Regions from separate parts of the Mus musculus genome. Here region 1 is linked to region 2. A link is a loop called in an ENCODE intact Hi-C map of the cell type or tissue named here. Cell type or tissue: left cerebral cortex. All regions are shown on one strand. Links, peaks and the distances in the headings refer to the core of each region. The heading gives the core; the rest is flanking DNA.

What was found. Peaks named below come from ENCODE experiments on the same cell type or tissue, not always from the same donor. Only the 100,000 strongest peaks of a DNase experiment are listed, where the experiment ranks them.
Region 1: it touches region 2 in a loop (2.6-fold over the local background); 2 of 42 quality-filtered maps call a loop at or near these places.

The regions. Positions count from the first base shown.
Region 1 is chr12:56,688,664-56,691,572 of GRCm38, forward strand. It overlaps Gm15524 (a long non-coding RNA gene), which reads right to left. Exons shown (of 3, transcript XR_003950120.1): 3 at 1-1,311. Among named protein-coding and RNA genes, the nearest start is that of Gm15524, 4.6 kb to the right of the region's middle. In left cerebral cortex, for the core only: a CTCF peak has its summit at 1,262 (motif pointing right); no DNase peak of the experiment used is centred there.
Region 2 is chr12:56,457,483-56,460,391 of GRCm38, forward strand. No RefSeq gene overlaps it. Among named protein-coding and RNA genes, the nearest start is that of Sfta3-ps, 70 kb to the right of the region's middle. In left cerebral cortex, for the core only: no CTCF peak of the experiment used is centred there; a DNase peak (open chromatin) is centred at 1,415.

The DNA.
Region 1 (2,909 bases), core at 223-2,722, 230 kb after region 2:
GAGGGGATGACTTGAAATGGATTCTCCATGCATCTCCAGGAAAGGAAGGCGGTGGTAGCAGGGACTCCGCAGAGAAAGCAGCTAACTTTATCTAACACGGGCACTTTCAGGTCACTCGGGCCCACTAGCTGTGCTAATAATCAGTCCTAATTGTATTGTTTCAGGGCATCTCCCGATTTTGTTCCCACTATAGTGCTCCGGTGACCCACGGAGAAACACACAACAGATGCCAGTACAGATCCCCAGAAAAGTGAATATTTTCTGTGCTTTGGTTGACATGTTAACATGTCATCCCGTGGACAGGTCATGCCAGTCGCAAAATAAATTGAGCCGCAGAACAAAATTTCTTCTGGTCCTGCCTTGGCCCTCTTTTTGCTATGAGGCTGGGCACCGTTGGAAGATGCGTGGTCCCCCTTCTGGCTGCACTCTGCGTTCTTGCCCCTGGCTCACAAGTCCTAGGGAGGGTCAGAGCAAACAGCTGGAATTCAAGCGCGCTTTCTGGCTCTCTTCTGGTCAACCCTGACCTATTCAGCTGGCATTCTGTCCATAGTGAGGAGTCCCAGGAAGCAGGTCCTCTTTGACAGGCTCTGGGGTTTGGCTTAGGGGAGGTTGTCTTTCCTAAGATGTGGAGGGGGTAGGGAGTGTTTACTCCCATTGTAGACACCTGCAGTGCGGAGTCTTCTTCTTTTCTGGGGCCTTTAGTAATGAGCTATTCCCGGAGAGTGGGAAACCGGAAAGAGCGAGGGTAGTGGGAGCCTAGCTGGGCTTCACACTTTCCTCTTGTTTCATATGTAATGCGGCCTTCTTTAAATGTCTTAGGTGTTCACATTTGATCTACACGCGTGTTTTATCGTTGTAAAGGCCACTGCCACTTTGGAAGGCTATCATGTTTGACTTCGTGGCCTCTCACTAAATAGTGGGATGAGCCAGCAAAGAACCAGCCCACCATTCTCTTCCCTTCCTTTAGAGGAACTTCTTTTCAGTTTTTAGCTTTCCCAGCCCATAGAGGAAGGAAAATCCATGACCCTGAGTGCCCCCCACCCCCACCCCAGGGCGGTGAAAGATCCTGCAAAGTAGGGTGTGGGAGGGAGATAGGTGTTTCCAGTAACGTGAAAAGATCGGTGCTTGGGTTTAACGCGATGGCGCGTGACGAAGCGCGGTGCGCGACTTAGAATTCAGCACAATGTTAAGGTGAATTGAAGCCTTCGATTTGCAAACGCCCTTCCCAGACTTGTCGGAGCTGGAGTCAATCCGGCGCCTGTAGGTGGCGCTGCGATGAGGTGCCGGGGTGAAGGGAACTCTGGCTGAAGTCTGAAAGACATTAAAGGGGGAAAAAAAAACCTGAAGAAAATTTCCACAACTCCCTTTCTGCCTCTCCACCTCGGCCTGCTACTTTTATTTCGGGGGAATAGCGGAGATAATACCGCGGGACTCTGAGCTCTATTAGGGGAGAGAGCACAGAGACCGCTGGACAGAGAGATTCTACCTCACTGTCCAGTGTCTCGTGCAAAGAAAACATCCTGTCACCAGCTGTCCGGAGGGAACGTGCAATGATTTACTCCTAGGTCGTCGCATCAACGAATATGCTAGTGACTGACCTGACCGCTTCTTGTGGGCTGACCTTCAAATGCCATAAATGAACCTTCAAATGCCATAAATGAACCTTCAAATGTCATAAATCGTGTCTAAAGCCCTAGGTCAACAGTTCGTGCCCATCCAAAGCTTGGCTAGTCTAGGGCTGCCGACTGGCCCTAGTAAGTGCTCTTCGATCCCGTAGCCTGTGAGCAGCCCCGGACCCCGACTGTCCGATAACCCTGCATAGAGCATAACCTGACCACAGTAACCCGCACTCAATTCCCGGCCTTCACAATTGCTGTCCTGAAATCAGAATTAGAGGCGCAGCCTGGTTCTCCTTTATCTTTTCCAGGCAGCTTTAGGCTAATAGGGTCTTTCCAGGAGTCTGCCTCATTGAGCTAGCACAACAAACGCCCATGGGGAAGCTCACAAACCACTGTACTAAAGGGCCCCGCAGTTTTGCTTCCCCTCTCCCCACGTCCCGCCCCCCAGCTGCAGCTCTCAAAGTCGAGTGGAAGCGTAAGGTCATTCATTGAAAGACCAAGGCCAGCTTCCTCGCCATCATACATTCACTACTAAAATTGCAACCCTGGCAAAAGCGAGGTCTCCTCTGGACAATTACAGGGTCAACGGGGCCTTCCCCGACCCCCAAACTCCTCCTAGTCGCCTTCTCTCAGTAGAGACCTGATTCATGCTCGCAATTGCTGTCCCTCAGCCAGGAGTATTGCTCCTTGAACAAAAATACATTCTCATTCTCTCTCTATCTCTGTCTCTCTCTCTGTCTGTCTCTGTCTCTGTCTCTGTCTCTGTCTGTCTCTCTCTCTCTAATAAACAAACGCAATCATACCATAGGAGGCTCAAAGCCATCCTTCTAAAAGCAATTCCACTGTTGAAAACTGAAAAATGGGTGTAATTTGCGTTCAGAAAGTGATGTTAGGGTCACGGCAATTTCCCGGGCCGTTATTTATTTTTACTTTAAAGTCTTTAGGGAAGATTTGCTTATAGACTCGGATACAGTATGAGAACCCCGGCAACCCCGCTCGCCTTCAAAGCGGGAGGGGGCCTGAAGGTGGAGAACAATTACTGAGTGACGCTAATATGGGGAAACTGAAAAGAAATGTCGATTGTTTTTATTGTAACAGAAGGAGTGAGCAAACAGAAAAACCAACCCCGGCTGATCGGAAACAGGCAGGCGGAGAATGAAAAGTGGGTTTCAGGCCGCAACAGGCCCCTCCCTCCCCTGGCCTGGGAAGGAGCGAGCCGGGCTAAGCGCTCGCTGGACTCCAGCACTGGCATCTCGCGACCGTCCAGCCCCTGCTCTCCGGGGACGTCTT
Region 2 (2,909 bases), core at 321-2,820:
AGAAAGGCGAAGGATACAGAGAATAAAAAGCCATTTGATGTGAGGTGAAGAGGGAGGATTAGGGGGAAGGGGAGGGGGAGGGGAGGGAGGAAAGCTGCTACAAGGGAAAGCAAAGGAAGGAAAGGAGTCCGGCTCATGTGTGACTTAATTCAAGGCTGGAATGCTTAGGGTTCCCAGGGCTTTGCTCTTACCACAATGCTGTAAAGAACATCCTTGGATGGGTGACAGCTTTGAGTACCTTTGAAAATTACTGGGGGGGTTGGGGGGGGATGGACACATGAAATCCCTTACTTTTTTTTTTAAATAATTTTGTGATATTGTTATTTCATATCACCAAATGCCATTGCTTTTACGGTTAAAGGGAAATAACATAGGGAAATTAAATGGAAGAAATTCTTGAAGCTGTGACTATTTCTTGAAGAGTATCCAGCTCTGACATTTATATATAAAACAAGTTGTGGTTAACAAGTTTTGTTTTTGGTTTTTTTTTTCCTCAGTTCTCTTAGGAATGTCGTATCCAGTTTTGGAAATGGTTTCATCTCTTCAAGCGTATCTGATTTCGGAAGTCCATCGTCTTTAAATTCAGTTCTTTGCTTGATGCCTTCAACCTTTTCCTCAATCTAAGTTATTTTTTTAAGCTCTATTTCAATTATGTTTCTAGTCCCATGTCTCCACAGAATGGGAAAGTGTTTTCAGCAGTGAATTGGGCTGATAGAAAGCAGATCCCTTGGGGCCAGAGAGAGGGAGGGGGTTCCCAGGGGCCAGGGACTTATTAGGTGGTGGGGCTGCTCTATGTGGTTACGGCTGTCAATTCATCAAAATTCACCCTTCTTGGCTGAAATGTCCCAGAGATGAACCTGTCTTGGTAAAATGATTTTAAATAGCATTTATAATAAAACAAACTAAAACTTTTGAGTTTTTGTTGTTGATAATTATCTAGAATACTCCAAAATGCTTAAAAACTTTATTTCTTCAAATGAAAAAGAACTCCTGAAACTATGTCATGAGATGTATATTAAGGTCTGAAGAACTGAAAGGACTGTACATACTAAAATGCCAATTTTTTTGGTATCTATTTGAAGCTGACATTAAATGAAGAAAAACATTTAAAATTAATTTCATTCAATAATTCTTTCCATTTTCTGAGGCGGGGGAGCAGAGAAACATCATTCTGGTATTGCTATTTTGATTAAAACAAATATCCATTCATTCATTAAAAGTTTTTCTCCTATAAAGGAATTCAATTTTTTTTTGATTGGTGCTAGACTCACAGACAGACAGAAATAAGCTGCCATTCTTCCATTTGATAGCCAGACGCTGCCAGTTGTAGCCAAGGCAGTCATGCTGTTAAATTAGGTCTAATGAAGGAGTAATTGCTTTAGATATAGTGAACCATTTGAAAGAAAACAAGGATTCTAATTGATTTGCAATTTGTTTGGCACATTGCATTGTCCTCGGCTATTGATTAGTCTTCTGGATTTCACACTGCATGCGTTTCCCTTTATTAAGGGAATAACAGGTTACTGATTACTTTCTTTCTGGGTTTAATGTAGCGGTTAATGTCTACTTTGTTCTTGTGTCATGTCGCAGGCGAGGAAGGAATAATAGGCAAGTGGGTGGCCCTTTGCTAAGCAACTTCCCTGCTGCTCTGAGCTGTGTGCTCCTAGACGTGCTGAAAAGCAGATCGAGAAAAGGGGTTAGAATAGCAAGACTGCAAGTTAAGGCCTGAGTCAGGCTAGACCCAGCTCCAAACTTGGCTTTCCCCTCCCAGTCAAAGCAGAGAGTGGGGAGAAGCTGCTGGCGGTAGATTTGCTCTTAGACCGTTTGAGTATTTGTAGGCAGCATATGAATCTACACGCATTGTTTCGATTAATGGGCGTGCATACTAAATGTGTGCAGATAAGTAATATTTGAGGAGGACGTCTTGTGGCTCGTTTCACCCTTAGGGAAGTGACATTTTGTTGGCACCTGGGAAACACTTGTTGCTAAGGTGTCAATACGATCATCAAAATGGCCCTTGTGTTTATACCAACTGCAGGGGAGGGAGAAAAAGTTCTCAGGGCTGCAGTCATTTCATTGCCCTCAAAGCACAGCGGGAATTATTAGCTTACCCCTGCGTGCCCCTTTGTTTTCCTAGGGCTTTGCTCCTCCAGCAGATACTCATTTAAGGCGAATCCGCGGCTTTCTGAAATGTGTTTTGCAATGGTGCACAGAACAGGCGCTCACTTAGCGGATCTAATCCTTTCACAGCTCAGCTTGTTAATGTAGCAAACTGCTGAAAATGGGAAATGGATTCTTTAATGAGACCAGTCCTTTCGTGGCTTTATTCCCGAGGTCCAACCCCCAGGCTTTCATTCAGCTCCCCCCACTCATCCTCCCAAGCCAAGCCCAGGCACCCCCCACTTCCCACCCAGCAAGCAACCCATTTTCCAGCACTCAATCCCATCTCTAGGCCCCTTGCCTCCCTCTCCTCCTTCCCAAAGCCCTTGGAAGCTCACACATGACAAAGGGGCGTGGGGAGTAAAATTCCCTGTCCATCAGTCACCTCTGTGTTAAGTTGAAACCATCTTTTCCTGAGCCCAGAAACTGCATCCAATACATAGCTTGGCTATGCTACCCACATTTTATATAATTAACATTTTCTTTCAAACAGCTTTTGTGCTGTTGGATTTCATAGCGGTGCTGACTGATGATTCAAAAACAGAACAATGAAAAGTTACCTTGAGTTTTGGTTTAATTCCTTACCCCCGCCCCCACCATGTCTGCAGCCATCTTTACTTCTCCACGTCTCCCCAGAGGTTTCAGACTTCAAGAGAATTCCACTTGTTTTGGAAGTAAAATTTAGGTGGACTTATAAAGGTCAACTTGGAATCATAATAGGAATGCCTGTAGTTTTTATAGTTAATTTA